Linked DNA regions of Homo sapiens: region 1 is linked to region 2. Evidence: chromatin contacts called from ENCODE Hi-C or POLR2A ChIA-PET data. All regions are on one chromosome and are shown on one strand. Each heading gives the region's core, a stretch centred on a gene start or an enhancer-like site at or near the end of the contact. The rest is flanking DNA. Distances are from core to core; before and after follow the strand shown.

What was found. A loop is a pair of places that touch in the nucleus more often than their neighbours do. ChIA-PET counts read pairs that join two places held with the same protein, here RNA polymerase II (POLR2A). Pooled maps may share reads with other maps.
Region 1: a loop to region 2 is called in a map of CD8-positive, alpha-beta T cell, with 18 times the contacts of the local background. The contact joins the promoter of C11orf65 here to the promoter of CFAP68 in region 2. A Hi-C loop is called at or near these places in 2 of 168 maps with a recorded cell type or tissue (CD4-positive, alpha-beta memory T cell and CD8-positive, alpha-beta T cell) and 8 of 50 pooled maps. POLR2A ChIA-PET finds 5 or more read pairs at or near these places in 1 of 52 experiments (WTC11).

The regions. Positions count from the first base shown.
Region 1 is chr11:108,465,480-108,471,718 of GRCh38, forward strand. C11orf65 (chromosome 11 open reading frame 65) reads right to left here and starts at 2,050. Exons shown (of 9, transcript NM_152587.5): 1 at 1,992-2,050. RefSeq lists a silencer at 1-237, enhancers at 1,269-2,121, 2,062-2,206 and a cis regulatory region at 2,134.
Region 2 is chr11:111,876,138-111,880,791 of GRCh38, forward strand. CFAP68 (cilia and flagella associated protein 68) reads left to right here and starts at 3,404. Exons shown (of 4, transcript NM_022761.3): 1 at 3,404-3,468. The coding sequence starts at 3,424. It overlaps FDXACB1 (ferredoxin-fold anticodon binding domain containing 1), which reads right to left and starts at 3,028. Exons shown (of 5, transcript NM_138378.3): 1 at 2,824-3,028; 2 at 2,419-2,575; 3 at 671-874; 4 at 344-502. The coding sequence starts at 2,995. RefSeq lists enhancers at 2,696-3,315, 2,812-3,281.

The DNA.
Region 1 (6,239 bases), core at 800-3,299, 3.4 Mb before region 2:
ACAGAGGAAAAAAAGGGAGATTTGGCCAGATAAAGTCACTAGTGACTGTACAGGCACTGCTTCAGTGGAGTAAGCAGGGAAGGAAGTTTGGGTTGGGTTGAGGAAGTGGGAAAGTTGAGACAGTAAGTACAGTAGTAATTCTTTGGAGTGCTGTAAGGGAGCAGAAAAATGGGGTGTAGCTAGAGAGTGAGAATGGATTAAAGGTTTTTTTTTAAAAAAAAAAGGCTGGGCGCGGTGGCTCACGCCTGTAATCCCAGCACTTTGGGAGGCCAAGGTGGGCGGATCATCTGAGGTTGGGAGTTTGAGACCAGCCTGACCAAAATGGAGAAATCCCGTCTCTACTAAAAATACAAAATTAGCTGGGTGTGGTGGCGCATGCCTGTAATCCCAGCTACTCAGGAAGGCTGAGGCAGGAGAATTGCTTGAACCTGGCAGGCGGAGGTTGCGGTGAGTCGAGATCATGCCACTACTCCAGCCTGGGCAACAAGAGTGAAACTCGGTCTAAAAAAAAAAAAAAACAACAACAACAACAAAAAACGACAGATTCTAAAGCATGTTAAAATGTACCATCCAGTAGTGAGGGAGAAATTAAAGTGACGGAGAACTTAAAGGGGCAAAAAAAGGGATAAGTTAAATGGTAAAACCTTTGAGTAGGTGTAAGAGGACACCATCTGGAGCAGAAAGGAGGGTGGGACCGTTGCTGGCTTTAGATAAGAAATAAGATCGACTTTATATGGTTATTATGATGCTCCAGATAAAATAACCATTGTGAAAACCCTTCATAAGTTTTAAGATACTAAAATGTACTACCAGGCCGGGTCTGGTGGCTCAGGCCTGTAATCCTAACATTTTGGGAGGCCAAGGTGGGCAGATCACCTTAAGTCAGGGGTTTGAGACCAGCCTGGCCAATATGGTGAAACCCTGTCTCTAGTAAAAATACAAAAATAAACTGGGTGTGGTGGCGCACACTTGCAGTCACAGCTACTCGGAAGGCTGAGGCAGGAGAATAACTTGAACCCAGGAGGCAGAGGTTGCAGTGAACTGAGATCACGCCACTGCACTCAGCCTGGGCAACACAGCGAGATGCCTTCTCAAAAACAAACAACAACAAAAAACTAACCAAATAAAATGTACTATCAAACAACTGCTCAGGCAATGAAGTATTTTACTACACCCATGTGCCACTTGTAGATTCACAGATAAGTATTTTCCAAGCTTATTATATCCCTAATCAATAAAATTTTTTATCATAATAGATGATGTTTTCACTTATTTATTTTTACGCTTCGTGGAAAAAAGCCCACAAGACGTGTTTGGATTCTTGGTTTCACTTTTAAAGCAGCAAACAATCTTTACTTTGCTTGAATTGGAACCTGTATACGTCCTATTTTGTTTCCTCTACTAAATTTATTGAATAAACAAATGATTCGCGTGGCCTTTATAAGTTTCGTAATTTCGCTTTTCCTTTTTACCTGTGGTCCTTGATGCTAGGGGCAGGAGAAGAAAAACTAACCTATTCTTTAAAAACGCGTTTCCCTTTTCCATCTCTAAAAAAACTGAAAAGACGTAAAACAAATGGGAGGGGGCAAAGGAAAGAAATGAGGAAAAATCTAAGGAAGATTAATGTGTACTTCCCGGTCAGCGGGAAGGTGGACGGAGTAATATCTTTGCGGAGGATTGGGGTGTGGGGATCTGTGAAGGCGCAGTATGAGCAGTAAGGACTTGTCAACCAGCCCGACGCAACTTCACCGAGGGCGAGGAAAGGAGCTCTGAGGAAGGGGTTACTCCCGGGCAGGACTGTAAACCAGCTGGAGGCCTCGCTGGGAGGGCTTTAGAGGAATGAAACGTCCTTAAGAGGGGCGGATGGGGAATGGTATCAAGGGTATGGGTTCTTTAGGGCCTTGAAACAACGAAGGCTCAAACCAGTGGGCACAAAGGCTACCGGAACAGTAGTACGCGCTGAGAGAAGGGACACTATTCCCTTCACCTACCAATCGCTGCTGGCCCGGGCGCCGCTGGACTCCTAGGTAACGTCGCAGGCGGAAATGACGTAACTCAATCCGTTCTGTCCCGCCCCATTGCCCTCCTAGCCCCGCCTTCTAGGCCCCGCCTTTCCTCTATTCGCGCTCTGACAAAGTGCAGGGGATATAGACCAACCGCTTGTGAAGGCTGCTGGTTCTGTTAGAAGCCCGCTTTCGATTGTCAGTGGCTTTGAGGCAAAGGATTTTGGAAGGGAAAGCAAAGTGATTGTCTACGAAGTTGGGCTTAGTATATAATAAAGCCCAGTCATTTCAACCAAGAACCTTAAAGATGTTGAGAAATATAATGAAATATTTTCTATTAATTTTTGTAAAATTTTTCTTGAGATAGGGTCTCAATCTGTGGCCGAGGCTGGAGTGCAGTGGCGCGATCTCGGCTCACTGCAGCCTGGAACTCCCCTGGCTCAGGTGATTCTCCCACGTCAGCCTCCCGAGTAGCTGGGACCGTAGGAGTGCACCACCACGCCAGGCTCATTTTTCTATTTTTATTAATAGTGGCGACAGGGTTTCTCCATGTTGTCCAGGCTGGTCTTGAACTCCTGGGCTCCAGCGATCCCCCCCTACCCCATCTCCCGCCTTGGCCTCCCAAAGTGCTAGGATTACAGGCGTGAACCACCGCGCCCGGCCTATTTAATTAGTTTAATTTATTCATTTGAAAATGAGACAACTGATCCTTCTAGCTATTTGACAGGTCTTGCTCAAGGTCAAAGAATACGTGACTTGCAGTCCAATGTTATTTCTAAATGTAAGCTCTTCAGCTGGTTAAGCTAAACTGCTTTAAGTGAAAACAGACGACCTCTTGAATGAGTTTTCAAATGACCTTAAATAATGCAAGCACTGCTTATCTAAAGCAAGTCTGACTTGCTTGAATTCTGAGTCTGACACTTTGGCAGTGCTTTAGTTGGTCACAGATTATTGCAATGTGAAAAAATCTTGTTCAGAACTGCCCAGTTTTGCTATGTTCGTCCTATGTTCATGCATGGAATATAATTTGTTTGTAAGGAAGATAAACTTTTAAGGAGGGAAAAGAAACACCTGAAGAGAAATTTCCCTGTATAATGAAAACATTTGTACAGAAAAAATTCTTGGTAGGTTAATTCAGTGACTCACTGAACTTCCAGAGTTCTTTAAAATCATCACAATCATAAGCAAGGGGTGAGCTTCAGTTCCTCTTTATGTAGTTGCCTTGATGCATTAATACACAGTAGTTATGAACAATAAACTGTAAAAATATAGTCATGGAAACATTATGTATATCTTAATTTTCAATCTAATAGAAACTGGGTTAAAAAATTTAAATTCAGGCCAGGTGTGGTGGCTCACACCTGTAATCCCAGCACTTTGGGAGGCTGAGGTGGGCGGATCACTTGAGGTCAGGAGTTCAAGACCAGCCTGGACAACATGGTGAAACCCCCTCTCTACTAAAAATACAAAAATTAGCCCAGCCTCCCAAGTAGCTGGGACTACAGGCGCCCTCCATGATACCCGGCTAATTTTTTGTATGTTTAGTAGAGACGGGGTTTTACTGTGTTAGCCAGGATGGTCTCAATCTCCTGGTGGCGCGCTGCCTGTAGTCCCAGCTACTCAGGAAGCTGAGGCAGGAGAATTGATAGAACCCGGGAGGCAGAGGTTGGTTGCAGTGAGCCGAGATAGCGCCATTGCACTTCAGCCTGGCAACACAGCAAGATTCCCTCTAAAAAAAAAAAAAAATTAAATTCAAAATTACACAACAATGTGAATGTACTTAAGTCCACTGAATTGTACAATTGAAACTAGTTAGAAGGATAAATTTATGTATATTTTACCACAATTTAAAAATTTTAAATTAAAAAACTGCAAAACTAAGCCAGTAAATAATTTAGAACAAAAATTCCTAAATGTACTGGATGAAATATAAAAATAAATTTAAGGTATACTGCTGTTTAGATATTATTTTTATTAGGTTGGTGCAAAAGTAATTGCGGTTTTTGTCATTAAACATACATAATTAAACATAATGGCAAAAACCGCGATTACTTTTGCATCAACCTAATAAACTGCATATTTTTAATGTAGTGCTTATCTGAATTATTTTAAAAAGTATTTACAATAGTTACTGTTGAGTACTTATGTTACCTCTAACCTGATCCACAAGAATTCAGCAATTTCTACATAACAGGCTAGAACATTTTCTTATTGCTCTAATACATGTAAAAATTGTTCAGTTCTTTAAAAGTATCTTTCTTTAAAGTAGCCACAAGGGATCATTAAGACTAGAAACTGTCAAGTGTTAGGTTTATTCATTTATATGTACCTGCTTAAATCTAGGAACAGTTTACTAAGACGCAGAACTCAGAAGAACTTCTGGGTGGTTTCACAGAAATCGTTCCTTCCTTCCTTCTCTCTTCCCCTCTCCACTTATTCTCTTCCTCTTCTTTTTCTCTCTTCTTTGTCTTACTACTATTATACAATATATCATATTATATTTATGAAATTAATATTCTTGCTTTCCACTTACAAGGCAAAGATTTTTCTTTATAAACCATGTGAAGACAAGAGATAAGGAAACAAAAATGAATTGGCATGAGGAAAGGGGAAATATCTGTAGTGCCGAGGGAGAAGAGTCACAATTACATGCCATTTTGCCTAGGGAGAAGAGTCACAATTATATGCCATTTCTTTCCTCTCTGCTTTGGCACTGGAGCAAACTCCAACAATAGGGGACTCCAAGGCTGTCTCCCGGATGTGAGCATGGAATCTTTTATAATTGTGGAAAATATGTCATGTAGTAGAAAACCACAATGTCACACATGAGGAGTGGGTGTGGGTCAAAGGCACAGGTCCTGCAGTGGTCCTAAAGGAGGCCAGAGGGACCTCCAACCAGGCATCAATCCTCTTGTTGAGGCTTAGCAGTTTGAAGAGGCTAGAGGAAGGGAGTTGGCACCTTTAGCTAATTCTTGGCTGAGAAATCTGTCCTCTTCACTACAGTGACTCTTGTTATGCCAGGGGACTGTTTGTCTTCTGTGTACCCTTGTTGTATTTTCTTTTTCTTTTTTTTTTTTTGTTTTTGAGATGGAGTCTCGCTCTGTTGCCCGGGCTGAAGTGCAGTGGCAGGATCTCAGCTCACTGCAAGCTCTGCCTCCTGGGTTCACGCCATTCTCCTGCCTCAGCCTCCCAAGTAGCTGGGACTACAGGCGCCCTCCATGATACCTGGCTAATTTTTTGTATTTTTAGTAGAGATGGGGTTTTACTGTGTTAGCCAGGATGGTCTCGATCTCCTGACCTTGTGATCCACCCACCTCGGCCTCCCAAAGTACTGGGATTACAGGCGTGAGCTACCATGCCTGGCCCCTTTTAGTATTTTCACCATCAACAAAAATAATGGTGCCAAGCTTAAATATTTTTTCTTTTCTTTTCTTTTTTTTTTTTTTGAGACTGTAACCACACAATGAGTTCTCCTTGTCTGCTGCCTAGACAGAGCCAATTTATCAAGACAGGGGAATTGCAATAGAGTTTAATTCTTGCAGAGTTGGCAGTATGGGAGACCGCAGTTTTATTTCTTGAATCAGTCTCCCTGAAATGTCAGGGATTGTGGTTTTTAAGGACAATTTGGTGGGTAGGGGATCAGAAAGTGGGGAGCTGCTGATTAGTTGGGTCAGAGATGAAATCAAAGGGAGTCGAAGCTGTCCTCCTATGCTAAGTCAGTTCCTGGGTCGGGGCCACAAGACCAGATAAGCCAGTTTATTGATCTGAGTGATGCTAGTGGAATCATCAAGTGCAGGGTCTGCAAAATATCTCAAGCACTGATTTTAGGTTTACAATAGTGATGTTATCCCCAGGAGCAATTTGAGGAGGCTCAAAGTCTGGCAGCCTTCAGATGTATGAATCCTAAATCATAATTTCTATGTTTCAGCTAATTTGTTAGTCCTGCAAAGGCAGTCTAATCCTCAGGCATGAAGAGGGCTTCTTTTGGGAAAGCGCTGTTACCATCTTTGTTTCAAAGTTAAACTATAAACTAAGTTCCTCCCAAGGTTAGTTTGGCCTATGCCCAGGAATAAACAGGGACAGCTTGGAGGTTAGAATCAAGATGGAGTTGGTTAGGTCAGATCTCTTTCACTGTAATGATTTTCTCATTTATAATTTTTGCAGAGGTGGTTTCAAGACAGGATCTTGCTCTGTTGTCCAGGCTGGAGTGCAGTGGCATGATCATAGCTCACTGTA
Region 2 (4,654 bases), core at 2,154-4,653:
CTTAAGATAGTAAATAATTATAATGTAGCTAGAATTAAAAATACAAATAGCTGGACAGAAAAGAATTATCTTTAAATTGATCTTGAAAGGAAACAAAGAAATCATCTACCATAAGGAGAAACAGACGTGTATTTCAGAACTCTGACAGCCACCATCCCTACAATATATCAGAAAATGTGACCATTTATAATTCTAGAGATGCTTAAGGAGGCCAGGCTGACAAATAAACATAGCACCAACATCACTAACAATTTATGCACCATCCATTCAATATATGGTTGCCATCAAGACAATCAGGATACAACTGGAGATGGAAGTGATTTCCAGCAAAATAACTGGTTACCTGTTCAACTTTCCTACAAGTGCTTCTGGTTCTGGAAAGGAAAACCACTGGTTACCCAGTTTGATCCTGAAGATTCTGGGTTGAGAACCTTCAAAAGGTAAGCTCCTGGTGAAGATATGGTTCAAAGCACCTTCTACATGAAAGGACTTATCTTGACTCCTGGCAAAATAGACACCAATATGAAGTCTGTCATTATTAAAATAAGCAAGTATTTTTAGAGACCGAATCAATTAATTGGCAGGGCCTATTGAGTCTGTCTATGAGATTTTGTTATCATTAGTGAGAGAGATGAAAACGCAGAAGGCTTAAACCTATGCTATTACCTACCTATATCCAGTGCACTTGTACCCTGCCACAGCCTTACAGCTGAATGGATACACGTCGCTTAAAATGAGCCCCCCCAGGGCTGCCATGGCAACCACTTGCCAACTGTTGTGCCATTCTCTCTGGGGCTTATCCGCAGGAGTTCCACCTTGTCCTCTACATAATGCCACGTGGACTTCTCCTTCCTCTGCAAGAACGTCTGCACAGCTAATAGGGAGAAAAGAAACACTAACTAATTATCATAAACAAGCAGAAATTACCACAGGAGTTGGCAACATACACATGGTTTGCCTGTGAAATAATTAAAATCCAATCATACCTATGTGCAAAAATCTATTAGACCTCAAAAAATGCAAAGAAAGTAGCTGGAAGTAAATAGAAGCATAAATTAAATGTTCAACCCACTCACTGATAAGATTGGCTGACCAGGGTCTGCTTTGCATTTGTGTCATTCATGCATATGTCACAGAAAGATCAATATCTGCACAGTTCCTATATATGATTCATTGCTTAGGCTGTTTCTTCCCATTTAGAAAGTTCTTTTCACTGCCCTCCTGAAATTCAAATACTAGTTTAAAATACCACCTCTGTCAAAACTTTATTGACAGCTATGCCCCATCGGACACCTCCAATAGTATCATGTCTTGTGGTATAATCATGTAAAGCACTGTTTTCAGTTCACAATAATTTTATGAGGCTGTTAGTTACTTTTTTTTTTTTTTTTTTTTTTGAGATGGAGTCTTGCTCTGTCGCCCAGGCTGGAGTGCAGTGGCACGATCTCAGCTCACTGCAACCTCCACCTCCCAAGTTCAAGCGATTCTCCTGCCTCAGCCTCCCAAGTACCTGGGACTACAGGCACGTGCCAGCACGGCCAGCTAATTTTTATATTTTTAGTAGAGGCGGGGTTTTGCCACTTTGGCCAGGCTGGTCTCAAACTCCTGACCTCAGGTGATCTGCTCACCTCGGCCTCCCAAACTGCTGGGATTACAGGCATGAGCCACCACGCCTGGCCCAGTTAGTTACTATTAATATCCCTAGTTTACAGTTGAGGAAACGGAAGCATGTAAAGATTAAGTAAGCTTGCTTAAAATAACAACTGTTGGCCGGGCGTGGTGGCTCATGCCTGTAATCCCAGCACTTTAGGAGGCCAAGGCAGGCGGATCACAAGGTCAGGAGATCGACACCATCCTGGCTAACACGGTGAAACCCCATCTCTACTAAAAATACAAAAAATTAGCTGGGCGTGGTGGCGGGCGCCTGTACTCCCAGCTACTTGGGAGGCTGAGGCAGGAGAATGGCGTGAACCCAGTAGGCGGAGCTTGCAGTGAGCCGAGATTGCACCACACCACTGCACTCCAGCCTGGGCGACAGGGCGAGACTCTGTCTCAAAAAATAAAAATAAATAAAAATAAAAAAATAACAACTGTTAAGTGGTGGGCTGGGATTTGAATCCAGGCAGTCTGGCTTCTAAGTGCACGTTCTTAGCCATTAGACTATATGGCTCTCATTATTTTGCACTGTCAAAAATAAATGATCCTCTTTTACACACCCAAGAGTACATTATTTGTACTTTCATTTAGCATTTAGGGTTTATATATCTGTCTTTCCAACTAAACTTGGGGTTCCTTTGGGGCTTTATAGTCTCTTCTAAACATATCATAGTAGCTTGCACGTGTGCCTTATGTTTGGGTACAGTAACTATGTTATGGACATCTTAAACATTTTCCTTGTGAGGGCGCTCCTTTCCTCACCTTTGGAAAAATTTGGCAAGCAGTTCCCTGTTCTTAGCTACGCCAGCTTTGCGTCCACAATGCGGGAAGATGAAATAAATTTGATCAAATTCTCTCTCGTGCAGTTCAAAGACATCTGCCAGCTGGGTGCAGTCCACACCGAAACGTACATCGATACCTGGCAAAGATAGTTTGGGGGCGCAAAATATAGACAGGAGGATGCCTCAAGACATGGAACAGAAAAACTCTTCCTAACTTAAACCGTGCAGACCAGCCCAAGTCTGGGCACAAAGCCGGCTTTATGTGAATATCCGTGGGACGATCAAGAACAATCTCCACGTGGGTTACATCCCCACGCCCCCACCCTTTCCACTTTGGGACGCGCCGGCCGCTGGGCGGGGTTTCGCAGAGGGGCGGGCTCGCTACCTCGCTCGCGCAGGCACTGCAGATTCTCCCAGGCCAGTGGATCCCGAGCCAACTCGGCCGGGCGCTGGAGGCAGGTGGCGGTAAGTTGAGTGCTCTGATCCAGGGTTTCGCTCAGAGCGGCGGCGAAGGAGAAATTCCCCTCCCCAACCAACAGGAGGCGCCGAGGGGCCATGGCCTCCACGGACTCCCGGCTCGCGTTCTCTGTGGCGCTCGTTTTACGTCACTTCCTTCACGGATCTCTCTCCGCCCCGTCTTCTCCCGTCACTAGTTGATGACGCACCCATGGCGCCTGGTTGTCTAGACGAGCCGGTGTACCGACTCCCCGGTGGATGATAACTATGAGTGCAAAAGCAAGACGCGCACTTTCCTGTCACCTCGCCCTTTCACCCCCTCGGGAAGATCAAAGTGTCTTTAGCCCAAGCATGGCCTTGAGCGACTTCATCACACCTGCATGAGGTCACAAGCAGTCACTAGCGCAGGGGGGTGAGGCGAGTTCTGGGTGAAAGAAACGGGGCGGGGCTGAGGCCAAGGAAGAGGTTGGACTGTGTCTCGCATGCTCCTGACGCAGAAGGTTTTGAACCTTTTTTCACCTCGTCTGAAATGGCTGCCTCCCAGTGTCTCTGCTGCTCAAAATTTCTCTTCCAGGTGCTTAAATCTCCTATCTTCTATTCGTTCAAGAAAGAGTATTGAGTGTCTATTGCGTGCCAGGCCACTGTGAGGGTGGTTACGATATGTGGATGAACAAAATGTGGCCTATGATTTCAATGAGCCTGCAGTCTGGTGGGGAATGCACAGAGCAAAACAGGCAACTCTGATATGGCAGGGTGTGTGCTCTGGGAGCACACAGAAGAACGTTACCAAGTTTGGGGGCGAAGAGGGTCAGAGAGTCCTTGGATGAAGTAAACCCGAGTTGAAAGCTAACAGGGTAAAAGTGCATCTTAACTGAGTCAAGAGGCGTGAAGAGGCAGAAGGAACAATATATGCAAAAGCTTGATGGAGAAACAGAATAGTTGAGTTTGGCTGAAACACAATTGGAGGGAGAGTAACAGATGAGACTGAAGAGTTAGGCAGGGGCCAGGTCATAGGGAGCGTTGTAAGCCTTTAAAAAAAATCAACTTTTATTTTACAAATGGGGGTACAGGTACAGGTTTGTTACGTGGATATATTGCACCCAGGTAGGTTGCAGGTTTGCTACATGGGTATATTGCACCTAATAGTTTTTCAACCCACACCACCCGCCCTCCCCACTCTAGTTAGTAGCCTGGAGTGTGTGTTGTTTCCATGTTTAGGTCCATGTTTGCTCAATGTTTAGCTCCCACTTATAAGTGAGAATGTCAGAGGTATTTATACCAGAGCAACTCCGTCTTGAATAGGGGCTAGGTAAATAAGGCTAAGACCTGGGCTGCATTCCCAGTAAGTTAAGGCATTCTTAGTCACAGGATGAGATAGCTCAGCACAAGATACAGGTCATAAAGACCTTGCTGATAAAACGGGTTGCAGTAAAGAAGCCAGCTAAAATCCACCAAAACCGAGATGGTGATGAGAGTGATCTCTGGTCATCCTCATTGCTACACTCCCACCAGCGCCATGACAGTTTACAAATGCCATGGCAAAGTCAGGAAGTTACCGTATATGGTCTAAAAAGTGGAGGTATGAATTAATCCACCCCTTGTTTAGTATATAATCAACAACCATAAAAATGGGCAACCAGCTGCCCTCAGGGTTGCTCTGCATATGGAGTAGCCATTCTTTATTCCTTTACTTTCTTAATAAACTTCCTTATGCTTTATAGACTCACCTTGAATTATTTCTTGTGTCTCTTGGGGTCTGG